Linked DNA regions of Homo sapiens: regions 1 and 3 are each linked to region 2. The links are chromatin loops, found by intact Hi-C in ENCODE. Cell type or tissue: heart right ventricle. All regions are shown on one strand. Each heading gives the region's core, and the rest is flanking DNA. Links, peaks and the distances in the headings are about the cores only.

Region 1 (10,453 bases), core at 1,233-9,232, 330 kb after region 2:
ATCGAGACCATCCTGGCTAACATGGTGAAACCCCGTCTCTACTAAAAATACAAAAAAATAGCCGGCATGGTGGCAGGCGCCTGTAGTCCCAGCTACTCAGGAGGCTGAGGCAGGAGAATGGCGTGAACCTGGGAGGCAGAGCTTGCAGTGAGCCGAGATCGCGCCACTGCACTGCAGCCTGGGCAACAAAGCGAGACTCCGTCTCAAAAAAAAAACCAAAAACCAAAAAACAAAAACAAACAAACAAAAAAAGTCTTTCAGAATCCTAGTATCTTCATTTCTACAATGTGGATGTTTTTGAGACACCAAAGAAATTATAAATAAAGATAACAGCAATAACCAATGTGGTAGCCAGTCTCTGAGATGGAGTCCTACCTCCTGTTACTTATACCCTGGTATTTATATCACTCCTCCCTCATTGTACCAGTGTTGGCCTGTGACCAACATAATACGGCAAGGATGATGGTAGGTTACTTTAGAGGTTAGGTTATAAAAGATCTGTCTTAGTTATGCTTTTTCTTTCTCTCTCTGTCTCTCTCCCTAGGGGAAGCCAGCTGCCATGTTGTGAGCAACCCTATGGAGAGACCCTCGTGGTGGGCACTGAGGCCTCTGCCAGCAATAAGCTGAGGAGCAGATCCTTTATCCCACTCAAGCCTTTGGATGACTTCAGCCTTTGCCAAGACCTTTGAGTGCAACCATATGAGATAACCCAAGCCAGAAGCACTAGCTAAGCCACTCCTGGATCCCTGCTCCTCAAAGATTCTGTGACATAATATACGTATTTTTAATTTAAAGTACAACACTTTGGGGGTGACTTGTTATGCTGCAATAGATAACTAACATGACCATATAACAATAGGAATAATAACCAACAAATCAGGTCCCTTTTCTTCATCAGAAGGATTTCATGATATTGCTCAGGTCTAGACTTGGGTATGGCGATTCCAATGGAGTGACTTCATCCTTCTGACTCAGCATCTAACTTCTGATGCTACATTGTCCATTTACTGGAAAACTTGTTGCTTATTCCATGTTGCCTTCATTAATTGCCACTACTGATACCTAGTACACCAGTCTCAAGAGCAGCTATTCAGAAGACAAAGGTCTCTGATAGAAACAGATGTTCTGTTCATCTTTTTTGCTGCTTATATTAAACCATTGCAACAGATTTGTTGCCTTGATTCTGATTGTAGATGTTTTGCACAAATTATATCCCTTTTTAAGTGGCAACAACCACTCCTAGAATACATACACAGCATGATCAAACCCTCATCATTTACACCTCAGTCCTGAGCCACTTGTTTTTTTTTGCTTTTTGTTTTATGTTTTTTTTTTTGAGACGGAGCTCGCTTTGTTGTCCAGGGTGGAATGCAGTGGCGCGATCTCGGCTCACTGCAAGCTCCGCCTCCCGGGTTCACGCCATTCTCCTGCGTCAGCCTCCTGAGTAGCAGGGACTACAGGTGTGTGCCATCATGCCCGGCTAATTTTTTGTATCTTTAGTAGAGACAGGGTTTCACCGTGTTAGCCAGGATGGTCTTGATCTTCTGACCTCGTGATCCACCCGCCTCGGCCTCCCAAAGTGCTGGGATTACAGGTGTGAGCCACCGCGCCTGGCCGAGCCACTTCTTCCATCAGCCCGATTCCTTACCTTTTTGGCCTTTTTTTCTCACCACTGGGTCCTTGTCTTATCTCTGCTTCCCTAATTCTGGTTTTCTATTCTTCAGTAAATGTCCTACTCCATCTCACTTGGTTCTGAGATCTTTCTCTCCTGGTGCTGTCTCCATTGTAGAGAACTGGCCATATATTCCTTGACACTGTCAGTCAGACTCAGAGAAAGTCTAGCTCTGTTGTTTGTTCTCACCTTTAAGACATTGCCTCTGAGTGTCTGGTTCTAAACAATGCCCTGTCTCTCTTGATTCTTCCAGATGCCCCATGTGGAATTATTCAGCCATCATTAGTCTGGGCCAGGGTGGCTTCTGCACCTGTCTTCATCCTCAGATATTTTCAGCTTTATCTTGTTGTTTATATCAGAAACCCTTGTTGTTGATGATGTTCTTTTCTAAATGTAGACTGCAATGGTTCTCAATCATGACTGGCGTTAAAATCTCCTGAAGAAAAAAAGAGAATGCTTACATACTATTGGCGGTAATGTAAATTAGTTCATCCACTGTGGAAAGCAGTTTGGAGATTTCTCTAAGAACTAAAAACAGAACTACAATTTGATCCAGCAATTTCTTTACTGGGTGTATATCCAAAGAAAATAAGTCATTCTATGAAAAAAATATACGCACTTGTACATTCATTGTAGCACTATTCACCATAGCAAAGACATGAAATCAACCTATGTGTCCATCAATGGGACTGGATAAAAAACATGTGGTACATGTACACCATGGAATACTATACAGCCATAAAAAAGAATGAAATCATGTCCTTTCCAGCAACACAAATTCAGTTAGAGGCCATCATCCTAAGCAAATTAACTCAGGAACAGGAAACCAAATATTGCATCTTCTAACTTATAAGTGGGAGTTTAATATTTGGCACTCATGGACATGAAGATGAGAACAATAAACACTGGGGACTACTAAAAGGGATGGGAGGAGAGTGAGCATAGAAAAACTAGCTGTTGGGTACTATGCTCACTACCTGTGTGATGGGATCATTTGTATCTCAAACTCCGCATCAAGCAATATAACCATATCACAGACTTACATGTGTACCCTCTGAATCTAAAATAAAAGGTGAAATGGTTAAAAAATAATATCTCCTGGAAACATTGAAAAATAGTCAGATGCCCAGATCCTATTCCAGATCAGTCATAAATATTTATGAAAAGCTTCCAGTTGATTTTCCTGAGTATCTAGGGGATAGAACCAATTGTATTCAGTGAGGGCCAAGAAAATTGTAATGCTGTGCCCACTAAACAAAAACCATCTGGGAGCCAGATTCACACTAGGGTGGCCAGTTTGTGACCTCTGACTAGAGGGTGTGTTGACGGTCTTGCTGGGAAGCCAGGGGCTTTGTTTGTGTACTCCCACAAGATCCTCCAGATGGGTAAAGGAAACAGTGAGCAGAGAATTCAGAAGCAATTAGCTAGTGCATACGCTTCCAGGGCAGCCCTGCTCCAAGAGGACATCTGATAACCTGCAGATAATTATAAGTTTATGGCGAACAAACTATTGCTGAAAGATGGCATCGTGCACAGCTGTTGTTTAGACAAACCCGCTGTAGAGTTTTGGACTTGGCACTAGGAATCCCTAACCGTGGCTAAACAGAAAAACTCTGTTTGTGCAGATGGAAATTCAAGATAGAATGAGTGTCAAAGCTTTAAGAACAAAAGAAACAGAAGCTTGTCTGTTTTGAAAAGAATAAAAGTGCTGGTGTATAGTGATATAGTTCTTAATCTACACATGTGAATGTCCATATGCTACTGCAGTTGTTAACTCCAAATCCAACATTAAGAAAATGGATTTGATCTTTGCATTAGTGTGTAGAGCAAGATTCTCAAACTGAGTAAATTATAATTGCTTTCCAATCTATCTCCCTTAACATGTTTATACATAGTGTTTATAAGAGGTGCTAATAATATACATAGCAAGTGCTTTCTGATTTCTTTTTAACATTTTAACATAGCTGTTTAAGAAATTTTAATATAATCTCTGCTATGCTGATTAACTGATAGAAATGGTATTAATGACTTTTTAAGATTTTAGTTCATTCTATTCATAAGCCAGATGCACAAGGATTAAACTGTATCCATAGTCTTGAGGAATCCATAATCAAAGAAAATTTAATATTTAAAATTGGAAGTATTTAAAAAAATTTATCAGTATTCCAGCCTCATTCTAATTGGTGATTCAACTTATTGGGGGTAAGAGCACCCAGTGGGGCACATGGGGTCTGTCAGTCCTTGAGATACACACAGACCTTTTTGAATCCCGGCTTCATCACCCACACATTATGTGACTCCAGGCAATCACTCGACCTCTCCCACTGAGTGTCTAAAAATATCACAATACCTGCTTTCCCAGCTGATTTTTGTTATAATCAGAAACTGTAAATATAAAGCATATCATATACAAGGTACTGAGTGCACACTCTGAGCAGATACTTGGTTAAGTGCAAGGCAAAGAACAAGAAGCGCAGGGTACAGTCTGTCTTCTAGCAGCTGACAATATATTTGAGACAATATAGGCAAATGATTAAAAGGAAATTAATTAAAAATACAGGGTACTTGCATTAAGTATTTAAGTTCAGATGAGATATCTATCTTTTATAATTTGTGTATCTTGCATCTAATATGCCGTAAAGTTTCCTGTTATTAAATAGATCCTTTAACCCTCACCCTAACTCTAACCTCATGTGTAAAAAATATATAGTTTAATTTCATCCTTAACATAATCATTAAGAGACATCACTTTATTGATAAGAAGTAAGTTAAAAATTTTATCGTAACGGTGAGATATGTAATTCATCTATGTCATTAGTCAGAGGTTCAAATATGAATCAACTAAATGCTATTTGTAATACAGATGGGATTAATAATTCCATCTATATGTTAATAATATTAGCCTTGAGACAGGCGAACTGCAACTGTCAATCTGCTGGTATCTCAGGCCAAGTGGGTTGAGATCTAGAGCAAGTAAGCCCCAAAGTGTGCGTATAAGTCAGGTTTCCATAACTACCAGTGGTTTGGTAGGCAGGCTACTTTCCAAGGACTGATCTTCAGTACAAAGGTGGTCAAAAGGCTGCTGGAGCAAAAGGTAGGTGTGAATCATCCTAGGTGCTAGTCAGAGTCAATAAAATTAATATAACCAAAAACAGAGCAGGGATTCTGGACATACAAATTCAGACAGAAAATAGGAGGTTTAATTTCTTTCCTTTTCTGTGAAATTGGCCTAAAATGAAAACTTTTCATTTTGCATTAATGACAGTCTAATATTAATGATGGGTAAATTTCATGACACTTTCACAAAGATAGACTTTATCTTCATAAAATTATTAAACTTGGTTATAACATTAGCGAGTGTTCAGTCAGTGAGGTTATGGGTATATGTTTTCTATGTTAGATTTTTGAAGATAAACCTCCAAAGATAGATTTAAATCTATGGTTAAAGGTAATGTCATAGATAAGTGACATGATTCATGGTCATCTCAATTTTTGCTGTGTCCTCATGATACAAATTGCTTTGACCACTTTAATTAAAATGGTGTTCAATAAAATATTGGGGGCTCTATAAACTAAGCTTTTTGATGTAGTATAGAGCAAAAAAAGAAAAAAAAAAGATAGGCTATGCTTTTCTTTCATTTTGCAGCCACAACAAGAATTCTGTATCTCAAAATTTGAAGACTCATGGATACTCATGAGTACATGAATAGTATGGAACTCAGGACACACAGATTTTCTTCAAAGATACAATTTCTGAAAGCCTGGAGGTCTTTAAAGACAATAAAATAATCCCTTAAAGTATTTTTCTTTAATTGTCTGAACAAAAATGTGTTGTGCTCTTAGAGGAGACACTTTTAATGTCTGAAGAACATATGAAACCCAGTGCCTTAGAACAAATTCGAATTCAGAGGGAAGGTAACTTTATTTGGAAGTTATAGTGTCCTGAAACTAACCGAACTTGTGGAAAACAAGCAGCCTTCTTTCCCTTGGAAGGCCTTTGGGAAAATATGTCTACAAGTGTCCCTGTGGAGTCAGTATTTCGGAGACAACATAGGAACCACATGTCCTTTTCCTTGCCTGTCCAGCGATGTCTAATGTGGGTGTTCATTGAGCCTGACAACCAGAGTGTCCTTAAAAGCAGCTGATCTCATTCTCTGTGGGCGCTGAGTTCCTCGTTCTCAAAGTCAGAAGTCATGGATGAGTCCAGAAGCTCCAGCCCTGCCCCATGACCCACCTCTCTGCCTGACAGTCTCGGTGAGAGAGCCAGAGCCAGAGCCCTCAGACCCCTGCTGCCATCAAGCAGCGGAACAGCCTCTTTTGTTATCAGACGGCTCCAAGAATGCGGATGCAGCAGTTAGCTCACTCTCTTAAGCCTCTTGTGGTTAACATGAATAGCATTCTTTCAATTGCTGCCGATATGAAATATCCTAAGTCTTCAAGTCAACAATTAAAAACTCAAGGTCATATTTTTACAGGAGATACTGAAAATATTTGCATTTGGGAGGTAAAACATTTTAAATTGGAGTGGTATGTGTATTTATTCTGCATCTAGATGTTGTAAAATGAAGTAGAGGTTTGTCAGTTATTCAGGTTTTATGAGGCTGGAGAAAGTCAAGACAGATGATATGCTCCCCAAATAAGATCGATCTATCTATCTATCTATCTATCTATCTATCTATCTATCTATCTATCATCTATCTGTCATCTATCTATCATCTATCATCTATCTATCTATCTATCTATCTATCTATCATCTATCTATCATCTGTCTATCTATAAAGATATATATATAAAGATATCTATCATCTATCTATCAAGATATATATATCTATATATATAAAGATATCTATCTATCATCTGTCTATCTATAAAGATATATATCTATATATAAAGATATCTATCATCTATCTATCTATCTATCTATCTATCTATCTATCTATCTATCTATAAAATTGCAGAGGCTGACTACTTAGAAAATAGTTATTTTTGGTTGCGTAAACCAAAATGAACTTATCTTCTTTATCCTTCAGTTTTCCTATAGAGCATAATTTAGCTCTTGAAGATGAGCATAATTTTTACTTCACAAAGTTAGAAAACCCTACCCCTCTAACTTTCAGCTTTTATATCTGTAAAATGAGGTAAGACTACTACTTACATAGCCTGTCTCATCCTGTTTATCTGCAGGTATTATAGAAGCATAGCCAAGATGTACTAACATGCTCTCTGGATTTGTTTTCTCAGAAGTTTGTGTTTTCTCCTTTTTTTTTTTTCAAATCTGTGTCTCCACCCCAATTTTCCACCACTTCCCTGGAGTACTTTTTCCATAGTCACTCTTGTTAAGATTCTAACAGTATTACCTAGCCTCCCACTTTCACTATTCCTTGGAATGATCCCTTTCCTCAAGCTAATTAACTGCCTCTGTACCTTTAAGGGTCAGTTTAAATATCACCAACTCTAGGGTCCCTGAGAGCCCCACCAGCCCCACCAGGTGTTACACTCCTACTATCTTCCATTAATTCCAAGGACCCTCCATGCATTCTGTGCATACCATTTCATGGCACTTATGCTGAACTGTAATTTCTGATTTACATGCCTGACCTGACCATATTTATAACACTATATATATTTTAATACTGAAAGTTCTGGCAGAGTACTTACTTGACACATAGTAAGTGCTTATTAAATGCCCATTGAGTCAATCAATCAAATAAATAAAATAAGTGAAGTATTTTGTGCACCATTTGATTCTAAATACCTGCCTAATTTCATTTTTTTTCTAAAAATTATTGATAAGTTAGAACATAGGGGAGAAAGATCCATTCATCAGACACTTCTCAATACTGTTTGGAAGAGCTGACATGGAAGAATGCAGGAAACTTGTTTGCATACTGTGTCTGTGCACTGAACTCCCTATTTTGTGTAAAATATAAAAGTAATAAATTTGAAAGTAACATGCTAATATCTCCAGATCTTCATGGGTTGATAAATGTATTAAGGTGACCAACATTACAATTGCCAAAGTAGATAAATTTATTCCTTTTAGGAAGCTGAACAGTAGTCCAAGTTAGTTTAGCCACCAGGAAAGAGGTTCTGCCATGGAAGACAGGGTGGGAAGAATGCCACCATGGACCAGCAGCAAAGTCTTGGATACAGAGGGCCCAGACCTAGAGAGGTAGGGAAACAATATGTCTTAGTGTGCCCGGGATCATCCCTGTTTATACAGGCTGTTTGAGCATAATTATTTGTAGCACTCTGTTTCTCTCTTAAAGGTGTTCCAGGTTGGAAAGTAGTTAGAAGGTAAAAAAAGATGGATTTATCTGCTCATGAGTGCTCTCATCTTATTTCTTTCCCTTGTCTACCAAGGAAGAACAACACTTACACTACATTAACTAGACCATTTTGCATCAGTGGGTAGTTATTTCATTTTTAACTGGTCTAATATTACTTCTATCCTTTCTCTTTATAAAATAACTTGGAATAAACTCTATCATTTCATAAATTAAATTGTGTGAGTAAAATTAATGGTAATTTTACTGAAATCTAACCATGGGAATTTTTTGTCCTTATTTTTAGTCATTTTGTTCAAACAACTTAGAGCTGAAGTGGAAGCATGCAGACTTTTCCCAGAGATAAATTCTTCCTGCTTGACCTTCCAAAATATTAAGTACCTGTAAATTTAGAGGAAAACTGCAGCAGAATCAGGATAGGCACAAAAAGTAGCATAGAATAATTCCTTTTAGATGGCCATTCCTGTCTAAATTACAAGTTGAGTCTTCCCAGTATAAAGAAACAACTAATTGTGGTTGGCCTCATACATGGTTTGGGCTGAGGTTGGGGAAAGGATAGCCGCAGTGGCTGTAAACTCAGCAGCTAAATCGAGCTCTTTGGGTTCAGTGCACGTGGACAAATGCTCCTGCGAAAATCCTCAAGTTTAAGACGCAGGGTTTTCCCCTTTAACGGGCAACAGTCTGCCATTGAACTGAGAACCCAAAGGCTTTGTCAGGCAGCTGGAGGATTTGTCTGGTACATGGAGAGGAAACAGACAATGGCGGAAGCAGCTCAGATAAGTTTTGGAGAATTTCAAAAATGTGAGGGATCAGAATCAAAGTGTTCTAAGGAAGAAAGAAAAACCTGCTGCCCTTTTCTCATTTCTTATTCAGACTATAAGCATGAATCTGAAATCCTCTAAGCCTGCATGACTAGCCCTTCCTTACTCCTAGTGGGACACATTTTCAGAAGCTCCTTTTCATCTTTTTTTTTTTTTTTTGCATTTGACTACATGCATTTACTAATGAGCATATACAGGTAGAGACCTGCAGTCTCAGAACACCTAAAAGTTTCCATTTATCTCAGTCATGTTTTTAATTATCACCACCTGTTTTCCATTTCCATGTATATGAACGTAATCATAAGACCAATATTCTGTAACATATTGGATAATTGCACAAACTGCTGTGTAGGCAGTCAAAATGGAGCTTTTCCCCGGATAGATGGTAAAGACAGATAGTTCTATGTAAGAGCTTGAAATGTTTGTCTGATGATGGATGAATGAAAGTACATATTGGGCGTAGCAAAGACTAGTTAAGGGTGTTCATAGGAAAGTGTGGGATGTGCAAGGTTAGATGTATGAAAGAATACCTACACTTCACACATACACCTATGCACATCTACACCTCTATCTACACATATACCAATGGCTCCATGGGTGCTCACGAAATTAGTTTCATAATTCCGTTCTCAAGACCCTGTTTCCCACAATGTGCACAGGGAAGGCTGAGCCACCATTACTAAAGATTAACTCATCTTCAACAATAGCCTTTTTATCAAAAGGAAAACAAAACAAAGCAATCCTGCAGAGAATAATTCAACCATCCTTATGTTTTCCTTCAGATTCCTCTTTCATTCTCCACAGTGGCCATTTAAAATATACATGTTCCTCAAATTTATTTACCTATTATCTCCCCTTTCCAAAAGATAACCTGACTTCCCAATTTCCTACTTTCCAGGGAAGGTGGGTGAACTATGATGGGCTCTCCGTCAATCTCTACCCACCAATCTCGGGGCTTAATAGACCACTCCTATCATCTCTCTCTCTCTCTCTCTCTCTCTCTCTCTCTCTCTCTCTCTCTCTCCCCCATTGTAACGGAAGAGAAGTAACTTCTTTTAAAGACAAGTATCTCATAGTTTGTTCTGGATCTCATTCTCTCTTGCCTTCTTACAGACACCTTCCTCCTTTTATTTCCTCATTCACTTTACAGAAGCTGTTTACTATAAGGTCACCAACACCTTCTTTTGGAAATTTATCAGCCTATCATACTCACTTTCTCCAAAATATTTGACACTGCTGATCACTTATTCTTACTTGAAATTCCTTCTTCTGTTGACGTCCATGATACTAGGATACCATGATCCATGTATGTCATGTATGTGCAAGCGTGTGTGTGTGTGTGTGTGTGTGTGTGTGTGTAGCCCCTTCTCTTGTCAATCTTTTTGTCTATTTGGAGAATTCAGAAAAAAATAAATTCTTTGATAAGTTAGAAAGTAATAAGGCAAGAAGTAAAGCAAGGGAAAGAGATAGGAAATGCTGGAGTTGAGGAGACTCAAATTTTAAATAGGGTGGTCAGAAAAGTCCTCACATTAAAAGAGAGAAAGAGAGCAAGCCATGAAGCTGTCTGTGGAAAGAGCTTTTCAGGCAGGGGGAGCACCTGATGCAAAAGTGCTGAGGAGGGAGACATTAGAAGTTTTCTAGTAAAGGAGTGACATCATCTGACTTATATTTTA
Region 2 (10,453 bases), core at 985-8,984:
TCTGTTCTTCCCTCAAATTCATCTATTAGGATCAATGTGATTGACATTTATCTCCACTCTGCATGTCACTGATATGGTATAGACGCTATAAGCCCTGTAGATATTATGGGTATGAAGACTATTTGAGGTGAATTGGCAGTGAGAGCAAATTTTGGAAACAGGAGAGAGAACTACTTCGTGCCTATAAAAAGCTCTCTCACTCCTTCCCCAAGAAAACAGGAGTCTGAATTTTGGCCAGCTGGGTATTTGAATCTTACTGACTGTTGCAGCACTGGTAGTCCTGGTAAATTTTTTCAGTGGGCGAGCTTTTCTGAAATTTGATTAAACATATTAGTCAAGGGAATCTGTGAATAGATTTAGAAGTAGAATGTTTGAGGTGGTTGACAAGACATTTAGAATTGTGATTAATGTTTTAATAAAATGCTAAGTTAGAATGAATAATCATAATTATATAGATGGAAGATATATTCTAACAGTTCTTAAATAATTTTAGATTCTCTAAATTTAGAGTGTTTTCTAGCTTAGAGAGCAATATTAATATTTTTTACCTAGTCTACTGAACATAATTTCAGGGAGTTAGTATTTAGGACTTTTTACCTAGAGATGCGGTAAACCTTTTAAATTTAAATTTGCTTTCTTAAAATACCTGTTCCAACATTGCTCACCTTTCTTCTCCCTCCTTTTTGCCCTCTCCTTCAGTGGGAGGAGCACATATTCAGCTTTCTGTTAAACACTCTTTGGTTTTCAACTGAGTAAGGCAAGCAAGGATATATGTTAGAAGAGTGGGCATAATACTTTATATTAAAATTATAGGGACTAAAAGTCTAAATCATTGCTGTCAATAGGACTTTTTTTGATGATGGAAATAATTTATGTCTGTGCTGTTCAATATGGTAGCCACTCGCAGAGGTGACTACTGAGCATTTCACGTGTGGCTTGTGATACAGAGGAACTAAATTTTTAATTTTACTTAATTACTTTAAATTTTAAAAGTTACACGTGGCTAGTGGGTCTATCCCAACTATGAAGAGAATAAAGCTACAGAGCATCTATCTAGTCTAATGAAACAACAGTGAATTTGGGAATTGTAAATCTGTCTTAAGCTTTTTCCATAAACTTTTATTGATATAATTTAGGCATATACAAATACTGGTGAAATTTTATTGATTGAATTATTGTTGACTTTTTTTTCAGTATTTATATTTTTAAAAAGATATGTTTCTTTATAATTAACTTGTATTGTAGGGTAACCATTGTCCTTAAATGTTAAGCCACTTAGTTAATAACAAATAGCATTTGGTTTTTTAGCATTATTTATCATCTGAGGCTTTCAGAATTAATGCACCAAACCTTAAATATTTTTGTTGTTCTCTAAAAGAATGGGTTTATGATGCACCAAAAGGACATTTTGAGAACTGCCGGAGCAACAGATACCACCATGTAAGGAGTGAATTCCCATGTTTTTCACTTATATCTAGAGGCCTACTTATTTAGGAGGTTTCCTAAGTAAGTGTATTTAGTTGTAGGACCTTAGAGTTGCCTAGGTCCATTCTATTCTAGCATATACTCAACATACTGCCAGAGCAAATGTAGGTTGCAGATTCAGGCAAAACACACACACACACACACACAAAACCCTGAAGAGCACAATGAGCATTATTAGCACAGCCAATTTAAAATGATGAGGTGTTAACCACATTTGTATAAATAATAGTTTCTCTAACCCTGAATCATTATCCTGCATTTTTAATGCAATCGGTTCATAAACATCAAAGTGAAAACACCAAATTTGTAAGAGGTCAGGACCAACTGGGGCTCTAAATGGAGAGACAGCTGAGAGCTGTGTCCCTATGCGTGGGTGGCCTTGCAGCTGTTGATTCACCCTCAGGCTACCAGACAGTTGCCTCTTTGCATTTGCAGAACCAGACTTCAATCTTAGGTAAAAATGTATCCCTCCCATGGACAGGACATAAACAATAGATTGACATCAGCTCTGAAAACAGTGCAGCAGCCAGACTCAGCAGTTGCCCTGAAATACTGAGAAGTACCAAGCATAACATCAAGACTGTTTCTACACAATAATATTTGTCTTTGTACAGCAACACTGGGTTCTCTTAAGTATATTATAAATATAAAAGCTCAAAGTCCAAAAGGTTCAATGTGATGATATCCTTCTCTACAAATGCCAGGAACACCAGGGTAGATTGCATGAGACATGACTGCCGTATCTTGGTCCTTACTAGGATTCCCAAATATACTCCTTAATAACCAGTAAAGTTATATTTACACTGGACATTTTAAGAAATACCAGTGTTCGTTGTTAGATGAGAGACAGCATAATTTTGGAATCACAACTGAGTTCAGAGTTCAGTTTTGAGTCCTACTAGTTTTGTTTCCTTGTGTAAGTTTCTTAACCTTTGTAAGGCTAGCATGTAAATCAGATACAATAATATATAGTTCAGGGTGTAAAGATTGGATTAATGTATGCAGTGTCTATCTAGCACAGTGCCTGTTATGTAGTAGCGTGTCAAGAGATGTTCTCTCTTATGCATTTGGAGGATTAGGTGCTGCACCTATAGGTTTCCATTCATTTCTCATCTATGTAATTCTGAGTCTTCCTTTTCTAGATAGAATTCCCCCCAACAAAAATTTAAAGTCTAACAGGTGGTAGGTGCTTATTGAGGCCCAGCAATTCTACTTCTGGAAACCTTCCTCAGGAAAAGATTCTGATGACAGAAAATGCTGTGTGAACAGTATTATATAGAATTGTTTTTAATAGCAAGAAATTTTTTAAAACTTACAAGTTCAGTGATATGAGGACATTTACATAAACTATCGAACCACCAGTCTTCTGTCAATTCCTTTTAAAATGATGGTTGTGAAGACTGATGAAAACACAGTGTCAATGATATGTTAACTGAAAAAGTAAGATTAAAAACATTATGGATAGTATAAGTTTCTTAAATGCCAACAATGCATGAGGTGAATAGAATAAGACTTTTTTTTAAAGAATGTAATTTTTGACAGTCTGAAAAGACAGGCCTTATATTTATATTGAGAAAAATGATCCTGACATTTAATGAGACACTAAAACAGTTTTTATTTTTTGCTTACTTATTCTGTTCTAGAATCCAAACTCTACATACTGTTTAATAGAGCATTATTGATATTAGCTGTATTAGATGACTGTATGAAGAGTCCTGTTTGCTAGAATCCTACTTTATCTTTTAAGTTTTGCTAATTACCCTGCAATGAATGTTGAACATAAAAAATTTGACTCCCTTTCCATGTGTCCACTGTTTCCTTGTGCCTTTTGATTAATAAAACTTTATTTTTAAGTGAGAACCTCTGTTTTCTTGATTTTTAAAAAAAGCCATTGCTATTTTGTTTTTAACCATCCTATTTTGCATAGTTCTATCACTTATTCAAGTAAAAGTTGGAACAGAACATGTAATAATAATAGCAAACATTTAAACAATATTGATTTTATGCCAGACAATATTTAAGGGTTTCATAATGCCCCTTAATTCATACCCTTTTCCTTATAACCCTGTTAGGTAGATGTTGTTATTGTCCCCATTATACAGATGAGGAAACAAGCAGTAAGTTTCAGTAACCTGCCCAAGGCCACACAGATAGTATAGTCCAATCCAGGTTTGAGTTACAGAGCTGCTATACACAATAGTGATTGCTCACATTGTAGATATTAATGTCTTATAGAAAATTAGATTCTAGAAATTGAACTCTTCTCTGGAAAGAAAAATGGGCATTCAGTATTTTGGTCTCATTTAACCATGACGTAAACCTATGGCCAATGGAAGGTAGTAGTAGATGCCATGCTCTTTCGGGTCCTCACTTCCAAGGTGACAAAAGGAACAATGATCATGCCAAAAAGGGTGGCAGCCACATGTGTGCCCAAGGACAGGGCTATTAAGAATTTCTTTATTCAAAACACAGTAGAGGCTGCAGCAAGTGTCTTCAATGCATATGTGCTTCCCGAGCTGTATGTGAAGCTACATTATTGTGTGAGTTGTGCCATTCACAGCAGGAAGCCTGCAAGAACTGAACATCTCCACTTCTATTTAGACCTGCAGATGCTGGCACCAAAGCTCATGTAAGGAGCTGAGTCTTTAAGGACTGAAGCAAAACTATCCTCTGGAGAAAAGTAAAATGGAAATAGTACTTAAAAAAAATTAATAGATGCCGTTAATCAGAAGGTGAAAATTTTCCTGGCTGTGTCAATTTAGAGTTAACATATCACCCCAGGCTGTTGTTGTCAGTTTATTCTGTAACTTGCTACTGGATAATTCATTATAGGTCTTGCCTGAGCATGTCTGATAATTAAAACTTTATATTTGAATTATCTGGATGCTGCAGAAATGGAACTACTCTACTGAAGTGGTATCCAATAATTTACTATATACAGCTATTGGTTTTTTATTCCTAAGATACAATATATTGGCTATTTGCTGCTCTGTTACTTAATGACATTAGATGACTCATAAATGTAAGTGGTTGACATTTTTGCTATTAAGAATTTAGATATTCAAATTATGCTTTATAAATGAGGATTAGATTTTTATCATGTTATTGCCTAGGAGATAACAGGTAACTAAAACTTGATAATTAAGGATATCCCATTGCTGTTGATCTAGCATCTTTTCTAAAAATGCATGTTTTACAATATTTATGTGAAACTAATTTTTATTTGATGTGCAGTAACAACAAATCAATGCAAAATTATACATTAATGAATTTAACAGTATGAAGTTTTAAGACATACCACAGCTTTCCTCTAGGTGGCATGATTTCAGCTATCATTGAGTCAACTGATAAAAATCCTTTTTCCCTACAAGCACACGAGTATGTAGTTTCTGAACAATCAGTATAAGTGTGACATTGATTAGATTTAATTGTTACAACTGGTTAAATAACCAGATTGACCTTATAATAGTCTATTGTTTAATGATCTTAAGTAACTTAAAATTGTAAGACAAAGTCCTCTTAAAGAAACAGATACAAAAAACTTGTTACCTCCAATAACCCAGCAGGCAAAATTATTTGTCTCTTCAGGTCACAATGACACACCCATTTCTGGATTTATTTCTTTGGCATATATTTATTTCTTATGGTAGATAGTGCTATTTGCTTGGAACAGTAATGATACTGCCTTTTTACTTAAAAGGACTCATATAGATGTAACAAATCTAAAGAGAAACCACAAATGGTAGGATTCTTGATCACAAAAATTTTCACGTTAACAGGAAACAGCCCCTTCAATTATGTGAAAGTAACTTTCCTGGTGTCCCTGGTTTTATGAAGCAGTTACTGTGTGCTAAACAAGAAGGATCAACATGTGAAAAGTCATTATTATGTGACCTGCAAGCATCAAACAACAAACAGAAACACTGTTCTTTTTTTTTCTGTACTGGCACTAAAATGGGAAGGGGGGCCAAACTCGTTTTTACCTTTGGGATTCTTTTTCTGTTGTTGATTTTCAAAAATTTAAAAATGAATTTCTCTGGCTATACAAAGAATACATAAAATGCTTGTTAATCCCATTATTGTTGTATTTATCTTCTCCTACCTTTCTCTGTGGGAGACTGCTTTCATGGAGCTCAAAAGAACTTGACCAAGCACCTCTCGGGGGTTCATTTTTGTGGCAGTGCAGGTTTATATTAATGCTAAAATTGTGCAAGTAGCATTTTCAAAATGTATCTCTGATGGTGATTTTTAGAATATGCTGCATAGGCAAAGGAAAAAAAAGGTCTTGGAAGTATGCAAAATATAATATCACCACTGTAACCGAAAAAAGGTGAAAGACTAACAGATGTATTCTTACAGATTTAAAGTGGCTTCATTTTAAATAAGGTAATTATCTGGGAGAGTCCTGATTTACCCCTGTTGTCTTAGTGTATCAATGAGTGGCATCCTCTTTACTGCAAAAAATGTTTGGATTTGTGTGACAAATGATGTAGCTACCCTAGTTATGAGAACTTTATTTTCTACTAAGATTTCAAATAATCATCAGTGAGAGTTTGTGGTCTGTAGTCTCCCGTTTTATAAATTATAACCATCTATATAGCTGTGCTTTTCAAAATACTTACATACTTAGGCTTTTAAAAATACTTATTTACTAATTTTTCCCTCTATCATAAACTACACTGAGGTTTTCTTTTTTTATGCAATTACTATTGACCCTTGGTTTTTATTTATTTATTTTTTTTTTAATTGCAGGCTAATCGAGGCAGCAGAACGGCATATTTGTTTGAAATGTAGGTTGGTAATTTTGGCAGTGGAAATTTAGACATTTGGAATTTTACCCAATCTATGAAGCCCACTGAGATGATGACAGACACATAAATTCATTTAAAGACCATGTATCTTTAAAAAAAAAAAAAAAACTTTTGTTATATTATACTCATTTTAATTATGAGAACACAGTCATATTTTTCTCTATCACTCACCTTCTCTTTTTCTTTCTCATCTTTTGTGTTTATTTTTAGTTGGCCAAAACACTCTCTCCATTTCTCCCCAGCAACCTCATTCTGGTTTCTTGCTTTGTGAAGTCTATCTGTGAACTTCTGTGGTGACAGAGTAAATGAAGGAGGAGTAGAGATTCTGTAAAGGTGAGTGTCAAGTACTGCCCTAAAAAATAAGGAAAATTCTGCTGCTGGTTTCTTTTTGTCAACATTAGGATTTTGTTAAGCACTTATCCATAGCGTTATGCTGTGTCCCAACTATTACCATATGTTCATTTATTTATATCAGTTACTAAATGCTATCTTAGTGGGTGAATTTCACCAGGGGCAAGAAACCAGAGGCTGCAGCTACAGGGATGACATAGCACAGGCCACTGTGAGACTGCCTCCCAAAGAAAGACTTTCCTGGAGAGCTAAAATTGTAGAGTTATGAGTGGCCCAAAAGCCACAAGCAGTAATCAATCAACTAATCATAATTCCAAAGGGTGAGATAATGTTCCCACAGTGTATCATTAGTGTGATGAGTTTATCTCTTTAAAGCCTCACAACCTGCTGATATGCTGTGGTTTTTCTTGGTCCTATCTCTTTATCTTTTACCACCTCTGATCTCTTTAAACCCACCCTGTTTCCATTTTCCTCCCCGCCCATTGTTTCCTCATTTTTCCTTAACACTTCTTCCTTAGATTAACCTTTAAATACAAATGGAAATAATAATCGGATTATTTTTTGTAAGGAAACCACCTTTCTGTTTCATTATTCATAACTAGAATAATGAAATAAAGCTGTTTATAGAAATGCATCTAGAACATGAGACAAAATTGATATAGACCAAACATTGTTCTTGAATAGTGGTATCAAATATAAAATTATAAATAAAATCTTAAAAGACTTTTGGTGTATTTTCATATTAAAGGGTTATTTTGCATTTATCAAGTATCACTATTTGGGGGGAAATGTAATCAATTACCGTCGTTCCATGTATTTCTTTTTTTCACCTCCTGATTTTTCATGCTTGAAACCGTTCTGGAAAGCTTCCAGAATTGTTACAAATGAAGTTATGCTTTGGTCAATGTTAGTAAGGACCTATGATCCATAGGCGTAAAACTCCAGGACAGGGATGAGTAGTTTTGTTTTCTTCAGCCTCTTGTAGAAATCCCACATTACTTAAGTGAATAGACCCATTGATGAGTGGAGAATGGCTAAGAGTGGAAACAGCTCCACTCTCTACCTCTGTAATTTCAAAACAAAAGATTCCATTTGAGGGCTTTAATAAGAGACTTTAATCGTGAATGCTTAACTGAACTTTGATAGTCATTTAGCATTTTATTCACCAAAAGTGTATTTTCTTGTCCTTCCCTCCTATAATTACTGGGGGCAAAATACCATAATATTTAAAATGTGCCTACAGAAACTACTAGGAGGCAGAACTAGAAGCAAATTCTTCTTGGGTTCTTTCCTGGCTTTTCAGAGAGAGCGAGAGAGAGAGAGAGAGAAGGCCAGATATTTTTATTATAAATTCCTTGACAGAAATAAAGACATGATAGGATAAGAAACTCACAGAGTCAGTGAGTAACTTGTTCAGGATCACAAAGCCAGAAAGTGACAGAAATCTGAACCCAAAAAACCATGACTGGAGCCTGCCCTTTAAACCACTGTGCTCTCCTGCCTCCTTGAAGTAATCAAGATGGGTGTATATCATTTAAATACCCTTTTACCATGAAGACTGTAGAGACCCCGGCACATAAGACCTCCATTAAATATAGAGATGAAAAGGCATTATAAGAGCCATTTAATAGAAGAAATGATTCATTTACGGTTACCAGGGAGACAGCTCTAGCAATCTTGCCGGTTAGGTCTTCAAAGAACTGATCATTTGAGAGGTGGAAAGGGGCTCCTCCTCTCCTGCTATACTCACTTACTGCACTTACCCATTCCAGAAGCTTTTACCAATACCTCCCGTCTTACCCTCCTGGGCTTTGGGGAAATTAAAGTAGCCTCTTATGAGTAAGTCAGGGGTCTCAGGTCTAAGGAGTTGTTAAGTGAGCAATAGGTACTCAGTAAACTAAGTATTATGAACAAAAGTGTGTATGTCTATGTCAGGAAGAGGGGTGGCCATCAGAATTTATGGCTTGCGCTGTTTTCCTAGAAGTGATGTAAATGAACTTTTGCTACTCTATCCACACTCTAATCTGAATCTACTTAAGGTGCATCAGTGTCTGTACCAAGAAGGTTGTCTATAAACATGAAAGATGCTCACTGGCTTGTGGAAGCTGAACCTGTATCCTCAGCAAAATACAGTGATAGCTAATTCAGGTAACCAGCCATATTCCACAGCAGCATCTTCTCTCAGTAGCTCTGGTTTGGAGCTCCTGCTCTGTGTCTATAATGGCCACAGGTGTAAGAATATTCACTTTTTGTCCAATCTGTAGAGCTAGCCTACTGCAGTTCTCAAACTGAACTCAGAGGGAGGACCTAACTGGATGAAACTACTAGTCTGACAGTAGCGCCTCTTGATTATCTTTTTCTTGGGCTACTGGGATGGTAGCTTTGCTTCAACTCAAAACTGGTATCAAGGAAAGGAACCTGCTGGTGCTGATTTATACATAATTTTTAGAATTATTCAGAAGTGGGTTGGAACAATTATTTTATTCCAGAGTTTTTCAATGTGTGATAATGGAAAAAATTCTGTATTCAAGGGAGTTTGGAAAATGCTGGGTTAAAAGAGTGAAAAGGTTTTCTCTTCTACAGGAGTTTCAGAGCCTTTAACATGATAATGTTCCAGAATGAGGAATCTAAGAGGACAGGAGAGTACCCAGTATCTCCCAAACTTGTTTGACTCCAGAATTCCTGTTTGTCAGAACATATTCTGGGACCATTGTTTCTCAGAAGTACATAGTAGGTAAGAACATAGTGGATCCTGACTGCAAAAATCCAGCTCTACCACTTACTGTGGTCTCGAACAAAGTACTTAACTTCTTTGTACCTCAGTCTCCTCATCTGCCAGATATGGATAATAAGACCCACTTTATAGGTTCATAGTGAAGATTAAATGACCATACACAACACACATCAAATTACTAAGTGTAGTATATGTTAGCTATTATTATTTTATTTATTCAGTGCTCTACTAATAACCTAGGCCCCATACACAACTGAAGTATAAATTCCAAAAGTGATAGAAAGTTCTTTGTGACTTTTCTGAACTCAGGAACATCTGAAGTAGAGAACAGTATAGAGATCTTGGGTTTGGGAGTACATTCAACAGAGTTTCCAGTTTAAATCATCTGTCTGGTCAGTATGGCTGCAGAGTCATGCCGAAATGAAAATGTTGACTTTGAGTAACTAAAGGTAAAATAAAAGAAAAAGGGAAGGTGGAACAGTGGTAAGAGTTATTCTTGTATTCATCTAATTTAGACTTAGTTGAAATTGAAAATGTCAAGTTATGAGTAGTGTAGAACAGTAGACATCAAACACTTAAAATTCCAGCTTCCTGGATTAATGCTATGGAAAGAATGAAGTTGGTTGATAATGTTTAGCCTAGCAAGAAGGTGAAGAAGAAAGCCATACAAGAAGTGGCTTAGGCAGCAAATTATAAAGGTGACCATTCATTCAAATCAGTAAAACAAACAAGTATACCTTATTCTTTAGGTAAAATTGATGGATCTCTGTTTTCCAGCAGTTCACAAACAGAGGGGTACATTGTAAACAACAAACTAACAAAATAAATTCTGGGATGGCAACCTGCTAAGGTATCCCAGAAAATAAGAGGTAGGACATGAATTTAAAAGATTGGAAGGTATGTCTTCAGTACTGGCCTGGCCCTGAGTAGACTAGTGCTCCCTCCCATAGGGGTGCGTGTGCACACATAATACAGGAGGGAAGCCTTCCCTTCTAGAGCAAGTGATTCAGCTTGGGAGGCTGTGACTGAGCTACACTAAGTAAAAACGGGAGACTTGATTGTCCTTCCTTCA
Region 3 (10,453 bases), core at 1,131-9,130, 1.1 Mb after region 2:
GAATGCGAGCGCACGGCACAGGACTGGCAGGCAGCTCCACCTGCAGCCCCGGTGCCGGATCCACTAGGTGAAGCCAGCTGGGCTCCTGAGTCTGGTGGGGACGTGGAGAGTCTTTATATCTAGCTCAGGGATTGTAAATACACCAATCAGCACCCTGTGTTTAGCTCAAGGTTTGTCAGTGCACCAATCGACACTCTGTATCTAGCTGCTCTGGTGAGGACGTGGAGAGTCTTTATGTCTAGCTCAGGGATTGTAAAGACACCAATCAGCACTCTGTATCTAGCTCAAGGTTTGTAAATACACCAATCAGCACCCTGTGTCTAGCTCAGGGTTTGTGAATGCACCAATCAACACTGTATCTAGCTGCTCTGGTGGGGCCTTGGAGAACCTGTGTGTGGAAACTCTGTATCTAACTAATCTGATGGGGAGGTGGAGAACCTTTGTATCTAGCTCAGGGATTGTAAACGCACCAATAAGCGCCCTGACAAAACAGGCCACTCGGCTCTACCAATCAGCAGGATGTGGGTGGGGCCAGATAAGAGAATAAAAAGCAGGCTGCCCGAGCCAGCATTGGCAACCCGCTCGGGTCCCCTTCCCCACTGTGGAAGCTTTATTCTTTCGCTCTGCAATAAATCTTGCTACTGCTCAGTTTTTGGGTCCACGCTGCTTTTACGAGCTGTAACACTCACCGTGAAGATCTGCAGCTTCACTCCTGAGCCAGCGAGACCACGAACCCACCAGAAGGAAGAAACTCCGAACACATCTGAACATCAGAAGGGACAGACTCCAGAAACGCCACCTTAAGAGCTGTAACACTCACCGCCAGGGTCCGTGGCTTCATTCTTGAAGTCAGTGAGACCAAGAACCCACCAATTCCGGACACAGTTTGATTTTGAAGAATCTTTTGCGTTCTACAAGAGATTTGGAGGATGACATTTAGAATAATATTGCAAATGGAATGTGCTTAGGAGAAGTATTGTGTATAGTGTTAGAGACTCCCTATTTCATTTTTTTGTTTGTTTGTTGTTGTCGTTTTAAGAGACAAGCTGTCACTCTGTCAGGCAGGCTAGAATGAGATGGCACCTTCTTATCTCACCGCAGCCTCAAACTCCTGGGCTCAAGGGATCCTCTTGTCTCAGCCCCCCAACAGGTACACACCACCATACCCAGCTAATTTTTTGTAGAGACTCAATCTCACTGTGTTGCCCAGGCTGGTTTCAAACTCCTGATCTCAATGATCCTCCTGCCTTGGCCTCCCAAAGTGCTGAGATTACAGGTATGAGCCACTGCACCAAGCCTTATTTGGTGGTTTCTCTTCTTGGTTTAATGTTGGCACTTCCTCCCTTAACTTCATGACTTTGGGCGATAACCCCTCCATCATGCTATTTCTACAAAACATACTATTGTTTTTACTATTTTTAAAATAGTAGAAACTATAGTGTGTACCTCACAGTTTATAATCAAGAGTAAATGGTATACTGTGAGTCAGATGCATAGCATGATACCTGTCACACAGCAAAAGCTCCATTAATGGGTAAATGTCTGCTATTATTGCTCAGAGAGAATAAAAGGAAGGTGCCTCAAAATGTCTTTAAAATGACCATGAAGAATCCATATCCTTTCTCACATTCATATAGAACCTCCTCTAATTGAAAAGCTCATCTCTAAGAACACTGTTACTTATCACTTGTATGGTGATATGAAATGAGAAGTGTCCTTTGGGAGCCTGCCATGTAAGTCCAATGTTACCGACACAGGCAAGATGCACAACAAAGACAAATCAAAATGAAGTCTCCACGCTAAGAATTTACATTAAGTACAACGAAAGAGATAAATGCATTTTTTTGGTTTGCTTCATGAGACCTCTGGTATGATGAGTTGGCTCATTACATTTGCTTTTTTTAAAAGGAACCCTATAAGACATTATCAAGAGACTTTTCAATCCAATCTATTTGTGATTGCATCTTTGTTTTCAAAGAAACTATTTTTGGAATTGTTGGTTTAGAGTTCCATCTCTTAGTGTGGTCAAAATTAACTACTTAGAGATACTAGGCAGGATGTAACTGAGTCAGCTAATGGAACTCATGTGTTGAAGAAAAATTTCTTGACAAAGAAAAAAAAAATGGAAGGTTGGGGCTAGAGGAAGCACCCATGGGAATAATAATGTGATTTAGAATATGCCTTACTACACTGGCATCTGAAAAGATTTTATATCATCTTCTTTCTTGAAAGGAAATTAAATTGCCATAAGAGGCTATGCTATCCTAAAATGGTAGCCATCTTTTTGTTTATTTTTAATTAAATTCCATCCAGATAAGGGATCCTCATCTTCTTTCATATGGGCTTTTCGGACTGCCACTGATCCATGTACCAGATAAACAAAACACCTTCCAAATTCAATCCATTTGGGATAGCTACTTTCAAAAGCAGTGTTTTAAGAATCAGATAACTCCTAATATCTTTTGGTAGGGAAAGGGAAATTCCTATTTATTTTAGTGGCTGGAATTACCTCTGAGGCCTGAGAGAAAAGTTACCCCCCAAAGAAGGAGAATGTAATCTAATTCTTCCTGAGTGCTTGCACTAGGGAAAGTAAGCAGCTGTCTGTTGTCATTTGAAGGGCTCTGTGACAGCTCCCTACCCTTTAAAATAAGCAAACAAAGAAACAAAAATAAAAACCACTTATATCCATTAGCCCTGCCAAAGTGCTCACAATTCTCACATTCATTAATTCACTTGTTACTGAGAACTGATCAGGCACAGGCCACGTGCTAGGCACTGGAAGCACAAGCCCTGTTCTCACAAGCCCACAATCCAATCATATTATGTAACCTTTGGTAGAAGAATACTTTCCAGAGTGTGTTCTGCAAAACAAGTTTATAGTATAATATAAATTGTGATCTGTAAAAACGGTAAAGACTTCTGCAAGCAAATACACTTGAGAAATAAGTTAAAAACCATATATACAATTTTCATTTACTGAGTAGTTCTCAGTATCTTTAATATGCCCCCCAGACACCACTGAGTGCATTGTTGAATGCAGAGGGAAGGATGGATGGCTGAGGGGGAAGGATGAATGCAGCAGGGTTTGGATAAGACCCTAACTAGAATGACCAGATTTCCTTAGCCCTTTCGATTTTTCCCATTATCACTGAATTTCGGTTTGATTGTTGCTCCTACATTTTGCAATAAATGCCAGCATTAAGTTTTAGTTTTATCTCTTTATGGGTACCCAATCCTATATTACTTTATGTAACTAAGCTATACCAGTTCCCGTTACTTGCACTGCTTGGTGACATTAGGGATAAAGAAAAGGGCATGAGTTTGAGAGTTACAATAGCTTTAGCACACTGACTGGCACTCAATGGAGCCTCAGTAAATATTTGTTAAATAAATGAGCAAATATCCGGACTTAAATTCCAGCTCTGCCATTTCCTAGTTGTTATTTGAACATTCTGAGCCTTAGTTTAGTCAACTGTAACATGGGACAATGGTATTCATTTTAAAAGAAAGTGATCAATAAGTCAGCTATTTTCACTTCTAGTGGAAGTAAATTTTGCTTTTCTCTTTTGGAACTACATTACCTAAGTTTATATGACTCCTCCTCGCTTTTATTTCGTGGTTTTAATACATGTACTGACTAGGTCACTTTTTCCAAGTCTGGGCTTCACTATTTGTTCTTGTTTTCTTGTCAGAATTAAAACTTTAGAGAAATCTGAAGGACCAATTCAAAAGTCACTACAGTCCTTTCTTTCCAGATTCCATCTTTATTCCATAATTATTTAATGAATGCTGAGTATTCTGAGGGTTCTGTGCTAGGCACTGAGGCTATGGTAGGCAAGGGTCCTACCGCTATGAATATTAGCAGCATGAGAAACCAGGGGGACCCAGAATTAAAGAACACTCATCTCTAGGCTGAAAGACCTTTGTTGTATCCAGCATATGAATAGAAAAATAACCACAGCAAGGCACATTATTACAATACTTCAATACACCAAGAATAATGGAAAGATGTCCAAAGTAAAATAATAAAAACAGGACATATAAATAGAAGAATGCCAACAGCCTTCTCACCAGCAACATCAATGCAACATGCCTAGGGAGAAAAGACTTCAAAAGTCTTTTATCTGTCACCACTCTTGGTTAGGAAATTATTGGAAGACTTGTACCAGCAAAAGAGAAAAACAATAATAGAAAAAGACATAGAACCCAGGAAACAGTGGTTTCAACCCCCACAAAATCAGTGAAACTGAGTCCTGGGGTGACTGTAGAGCAGGTTTACAGAGGAAACTGTCCAGATTGAAGCAAGAGGAAGAAATCCCTGGAAGAGATGTTTTCATGAAAAGTGTGAGGACTTAAAAGAATAAATAATGCAGTGATACATTCTGAAAGGCAAGTGTATAAAATTATTCAGGTGAAAATATCATCAATCACCATCACAGGCAGAATCACTACTGAGTTCTGCAGTGACCGGAGGTTTACATTGCCATCATAAACCAAGCATTTGCACTAGTTTCTTAGGGTACCAAAGCAAAATACTAGTGAGCACATACACTTGAGAAATATGAACTCTTGCACTTCAATGGAAATTGAGGGACAAGTTATTTAGAACTTTCTAGGAAAGGGTCAGTAACTTCCGGGTCATTGCCATGGCATAAACTGTGTGGCTTAAAACAATAGAAATCTTTTGTCTCCCAGTTCTAGGGTCTTAAAAATTCAAAGGCAAGTTGTCAGCAGGGCCATGTTCCCTCTGGAACTTGAAGTAGATTCTTTCCCTGCCTCTTCCTAGATTTTGGTAGTGGCCAGTAATCTTGAGTGCCCCTTGGCTTGCAGCTGAATCACTTCAATCTCTTCCTGTCACCGCATGGTCTTCTCCCAGTGTGCCTGTCTTCACATAGCGCTTCTCTCTTCTTTTAAAGGCAACAGTCATTTTTCGTCAGTTTTGACAGGTGAATTTTGCTCTGATGAATTCTGCTATTTTTTAAAATAAAATTTTGAGGTAGTTTTAGATTTACAGAAAAGCTGAGAAGATGATAGAGTTCCCATATACTCCACACTCAATTTCTCCTATTATTACTAATAACATGTTATTAATGTACATTTGTCACAACTAATGAACCAATATTAATAATTAACTAAAATTTTTATTTTATTCAGATATGCTTAGTTTTTACCTAATGTTCTTTTTCTGTTCCAGGATACCACATAGGTTTAATTATTGTCTCCTTACACTCCTCTTGGTTGTGACAGTTTCTCAGACCTTCCTTGTTTCTGAGGACCATGACAGTTTTGAGGAGTACTGCTCAGGGATTTTTGTAGAATGTCCCTCACCTGGGATTTGCCCAATGTTTTTCTCATGATTTTGGTGCAGGACAGGCAGATCTCAGCCCAGGAGAGTTCTTGGCTTTGCCTAGTAAAGAATTCAAGAGTGAGGTGGTGGTGTTAGACAGCAATCTTCTATTGAAGGGTACTGCTCCTTGTAGAGTAGGGCCAACTCAAAGACACTGCACCCAGAGTCAGCAACATATGGGCTTTTTGCAACTCTATTTATACTCATGTGAACCCACTTTTAATTGTATGCAAATTAAGAGGTTGATCAATGCAAATTGAGGGGTGGGTCATTTAGAACTTTGTAGGGAAGGGGCCATAACTTCTGGATTGTGTTCACAGAAAGGGGTGGTAACTTCCAGGTCATTGCCATGGCATTTGTAAACTGTCATTGCACTGGTGTGAGTGCCTTATGCTAGTGAGCAGTAAGGGCAATTATGGATCCCTTTTGTCGCCATCTGCTGGTTGCTGCTGGTTTTTTCTCTTCATCCTGTCTGGACCAGATCCTATTTTGGTCCACAAGGTTGTGACCAGAAAACAAGTCCTGCTGGTCTCTTACCTCAATTAGCCTGGGCTTATGGATTTTAAGAAGAAGGCTACAGAGGCAAAGTGCCATTTTCAGCTCATTATACTAAAAGCATGCACTACCAAATTGATTTGTCACTTATTACTATTAACCTGCACACATAGCTGAGATAGTGTCAATCAGATTTCTGGACAAAATATTACTCTTTTTTTCCCCCTTTCCAAACTATATCCTTTGAAAGAAGTTACTGTGCACAGCCCACACTTAAGGAGTGAAGTTATTCTCTACTCTTTGAGGGCAGTGAGTCTACATACATTATTTGGAATTCATTGGTATAGGAAATTTTTCTATTGTCTTCTATTGTTTTTGTTTTGTGAGCCAGCCTTATTAGTATAACCACCTTGACTACTAATATCATTATTATTGGACTGAATCAATACTCTAAAATTTAAAACTTTGATAGGAAAAATAGAAACTTGAAAAACAGTCTATGTTAAAGCTGCAAATAGTTTTTTAAAATGGCAATGGACTCATTTGTCATGCACGGGTAGCAAAGATCATTTAAAATTGAGATCTTTGAGGGCTATCATTCTAAGGAATGGCCCTGTGTAACATTCTGTAAAAGGTTGTCCATGGTATAGGCAGATGTTATGGATGAGAATTTGCAACCAGAACCACTGATGCATTATAAATAGTATATATTTTTTTCTAAATAAATGTGAATCTAATCCTGAATCAGTTCAATCTCAGTTATTACTGGGTCTGATAAAAGTCTTGAGAGTTTTAAATACTCCTTTCTGGACACTAGGAATGTGTGTCCTTTGTCCCATCCTGCAGAGTCTTTTCATGACCAGTGGCTTTGCCACCTCAGTCCCATAATTGGAACAAGGGAATCTCTGCCAAGGAATCATACGGCAAAGTGCAGCCTTCCAAGGCATGTCGGGCAGTCATCCCTCTGGGCCTTGCCCTGCATCCAGGCTACTGCCATGGGGCAGTGCTTAATGGACCAAGGTGCTGATACTGAGTGGGCGCCATGACCTTTCCTCCCTTACTATATCAAGAATTCCATTTTTCAACTGGCTCTTGGATATTCTTCCTTAACTTCCCCCTGCCCAGGATACTTAATAGGTTTAATTAAGTAATTGCAGCTGACAAAACAAGTAGGACCTGATTTCATCAGCTACTGCGTTCTCTCCTGCAGGAATTTTTGGGACATGAAAATCTAAAATGCCTGGTTTACCTATTTGGAATCAGAAAAAAAAACAATGGGATCAAACCACAAGTTAAAACCTCGAAAAAAGTTATCCTGCCATTTTCTTTGCTTGTAAATTCGTTTCAGCCAAGAGAATGTACTTCCCATTTCAATGTCCCCCACTGAGAGGACGGACCCTAGGTCTCTGTCCAGAGTTGGACAACTCTCATTCACAAATAAAAGATAAAGGGTAGCAATTCCCACACACAAAGCCACCCTACCCGTGTGGATATTTCCATTAGGCTCTAGGCCCAATGAAAACTTGAAACTTCCCAGTCCTCCCAGCACTGATTCTAGCCCATCCTAGTGGTTCTGCCTCACTCTGTGTTTAAAGACTAAAAATTTTAAAACAGACTATTTTTTAGAGCAGTGTTGGGTTAACAGCAAAACCAAACAGATAGTACAGAGAGTTCCATTATACTTCCTGCCTCTACACATGCTCAGCCTCCCCAGCTATCAACCTCCACCAGAGTAGTACATTTGTTACGACTGCTGAGCCTGCATTGATCCATCAATATCACCCAAAATCCACAGTTTACATTAGCATTCACTCTTGGTGTTGTACTTCCTATGGGTTTGGACAAATGTTTAATGCCATGCATCTATCATTATAGTAACATATAAAGTAGTTTCACTGCTCCAAAAATCCTATGTGCTCTGCCTGTTCATTCCTCTCTCCATCTCCTCTCACCCCTGGCAACCCAGGATCATTTTATTATCTCTAAAAAAGTTTGCCTTTGCTAGAATGTCATATAGTTGGAATCATACAGCATGGAGCCTTTTCAAATTGGCTTCTTTTATTCAGTAATATGCATTTATGTTTTCCCCATTCTTTTTTCTTGGCTTGATAGCTCATTTCCTTTTAGCACTGAATAATATTCCATTGTCTGGATGTACTTCAGTTTATGTATCCATTCACTTACTGAAGGACACCTTGGTGGCTTCCAAGTTTTGGCAATTATAATTGAAGCTGCTGTGAACATCCATGGGCAGGTTTCTGTGTGGACATAAGTTCTCAACCCCTTAGGGTAAGTATCAAGAAGAGTGATTGTGATTGCTGGCTCATGTGCTAAGAGTATGTTTAGTTTTGTTAAGAAACTGCCAAACCATCTTCCCACTGTTTAGGGATTTTAAAACTGGCAGAAAGTTCAGTTGGTCCTCAACCAATTCTACAGCCATGTCTCTGCATCATCAGAGTCCCTGTGCCAGCGATCAGGAGAGAGTTCTCAGGACTATGATGGGTGAGTAGTCAGCCACACCAGAGCCAGGCAATCATCTCTCAATGAAAATTCTGGCCTTGATACCTCCTCTTCCTGATTATTGAGAAAAAGGAATGCTGATGATTTGGCTTGTGCTCTTCAGAGATCAGAGTTGGTGCATGCTCTGGTTCCTCTTTGGGTTTCTGAGCCCTAGCCCAACACACACACACACACACACACACACACACACACACACACACACACAGAGAGAGAGAGAGAGAGACAAATGTGCTTTAGCTTCCACATCATTAGCTTACACATTATTAGCTGGACCAAGGGGATGTTTATGGCTGTTTCCCCTCTGAGGCTGGGCGGTGTTCTCTCCTGTTATGTCCTGACTGTGGGGGTAGGGGGTCCAGCCTCTGCACAGGTGTCCCAGGACATCACCAACAATAGCAGATTAAGGCAGATACAGGTAAACAACCTGGAGTATCTTGGCTTCATTGTATAATTAAGGCGCCTCTGGAAGGAAATATGTGTACAGCTAGCTTCCCAAAGTCTAAAAGTGGTAGTCAGAGTTCTTAATTTCTATGCTAAATCCTCATGAGCACTACCTGGTAGGCCTGAAGCTGGTGCCAAAACCACAGGGACCAGGTCCCCTTGCTTGGGAAAGGGAACAACTATCTTCACTTCTTCCTGATTCTTTATTATCTACAGAACTTGGGCAAAGTTCACAGAGGAGTAACTTTCAGCAGGGAAAGAACCATAGATCTTGGCAGGAAGACTTGGGGCAAAGCCCCTGAGGAAAGGAATTGACTTGTGAACTCCAAGAACAGCCATGCCAAGTAATAGATGAAAGTCACTCACAGTGTTAAATATTAATTTGTTACCCCAAAGGCTTCAGAAAAGTCTTGTTGAAATTCAGAAAATTCAGAATTACAGTATTCAAGATTTAATTTCACCAAATAAAAGGTTTGAGGGGATACTGCTGTGTGAGCCAAGGTTATAATTTAAATATTAACCCGAATAATTTGCACTCTATTTTGATTGCATCCTCTACCTTTTCATAATCCTAAGAAAAGATCATCGTTGTATTGCAATATCAAGAATATTCTCAGTTACCATATGCTTGTAAACTAGTGGTGGAAGCTGTCCTTGGAAAGTAGAAATCACCCACTCATTCCCCTTAATTTTGTAGTCAAACGTTTAGTTCAGAGCAGCTCATACACTGATGGTTTTGCAAATCCCATGAGCAGCGTACACATAGCCTAATTTTTTTTTTCTCCAGTGACTTGTTTTATAATTTGGTAATGCTGCCATTGTATGAGTGGATTTGTCATTTGTAATAAAATTGCTGACCACCTGCAAGATAAATATTGAAGTATCATGGAAAAACACATTTCAGGAGAAACAAAGGCATAATAATTAGAACCACTTATTTTTTCTTACTATGGCATCTTTTAAAATTTTTTTCTAACTACCCCATTACTATAAATTCTGGCTTTCTAAGCTTCAGGGATTACTTTTAAAGGTGAATTTCATATAAGTAGATGTAGCATGCTCTTTCAAAACAGTAATTTAAGTCCATTCTGAAATTTTTATTCTTACATCTTAGTTCTTTTAATTTGGAAATATATCAGTTATTTCTAAATGGAGTCTACTTTAAGCAAATACTCCTGGGAAATCTGAACCAGTTGTGAAATTTGGATTTTTAAATAAAAATTCAAGTGAGAAGTAAACAATTTGCTTGAGATTTGACATGGCCAATAAACCAGAAATGCCTCCCAGTATGACCTGAAATATTTCACAACTTTGGTGAACTGAGTGTAACCTTTTAATAATGATTTTGACATAAAGAGTTAGGCCCAATTTATTAACTAGTTGGGACATCTAATCAATCCAGCTACAGAACTGTCAGAGTTAAGTGACATAAATACAAAATGAATTTTTAGCTATCCAATCCAGTGGCCCATCATGTTTTTCAGGGTAAAAGTCATTGACTTCACTATAGGAAAACCAGATCATGAGAGAACAACATGAAGACCCTATCTGAGAACCCTGGAGGGTCAGCCGAAGTTGCATTCATAGCCAATTCTACCATTTACAAGCACCTGAGGAGGCTATTCAACTTCCTCAAATCTCAGATAGATT

What was found. Hi-C counts contacts between places; a loop is a spot of excess contacts. Peaks named below come from ENCODE experiments on the same cell type or tissue, not always from the same donor. Only the 100,000 strongest peaks of a DNase experiment are listed, where the experiment ranks them.
Region 1: a loop joins it to region 2, with 2.4 times the contacts of the local background. A loop is called at or near these places in 20 of 110 quality-filtered maps.
Region 3: a loop joins it to region 2, with 4 times the contacts of the local background. A loop is called at or near these places in 45 of 110 quality-filtered maps.

The regions. Positions count from the first base shown.
Region 1 is chr1:218,668,647-218,679,099 of GRCh38, forward strand. No RefSeq gene overlaps it. Among named protein-coding and RNA genes, the nearest start is that of LINC02869, 160 kb to the left of the region's middle. RefSeq lists a silencer at 5,681-5,975. In heart right ventricle, for the core only: a CTCF peak has its summit at 6,046; a DNase peak (open chromatin) is centred at 5,815; H3K4me3 peaks cover 722 bases; H3K27ac peaks cover 983 bases.
Region 2 is chr1:218,334,639-218,345,091 of GRCh38, forward strand. It overlaps RRP15 (ribosomal RNA processing 15 homolog), which reads left to right. Exons shown (of 5, transcript NM_016052.4): 5 at 1-3,345. TGFB2-AS1 (TGFB2 antisense RNA 1) reads right to left here. Exons shown (of 3, transcript NR_046268.1): 3 at 9,558-9,824. It also overlaps the pseudogene RPS26P17. Among named protein-coding and RNA genes, the nearest start is that of TGFB2, 5.5 kb to the right of the region's middle. In heart right ventricle, for the core only: a CTCF peak has its summit at 4,803 (motif pointing right); no DNase peak of the experiment used is centred there.
Region 3 is chr1:219,411,029-219,421,481 of GRCh38, forward strand. It overlaps LOC107984018 (a long non-coding RNA gene), which reads right to left. Exons shown (of 3, transcript XR_002958460.2): 2 at 690-911. It also overlaps a transcript of LYPLAL1 not described here. Among named protein-coding and RNA genes, the nearest start is that of LYPLAL1-AS1, 140 kb to the right of the region's middle. RefSeq lists a silencer at 5,831-5,880. In heart right ventricle, for the core only: CTCF peaks have their summits at 5,791 (motif pointing left) and 5,992; a DNase peak (open chromatin) is centred at 5,763; H3K27ac peaks cover 1,571 bases.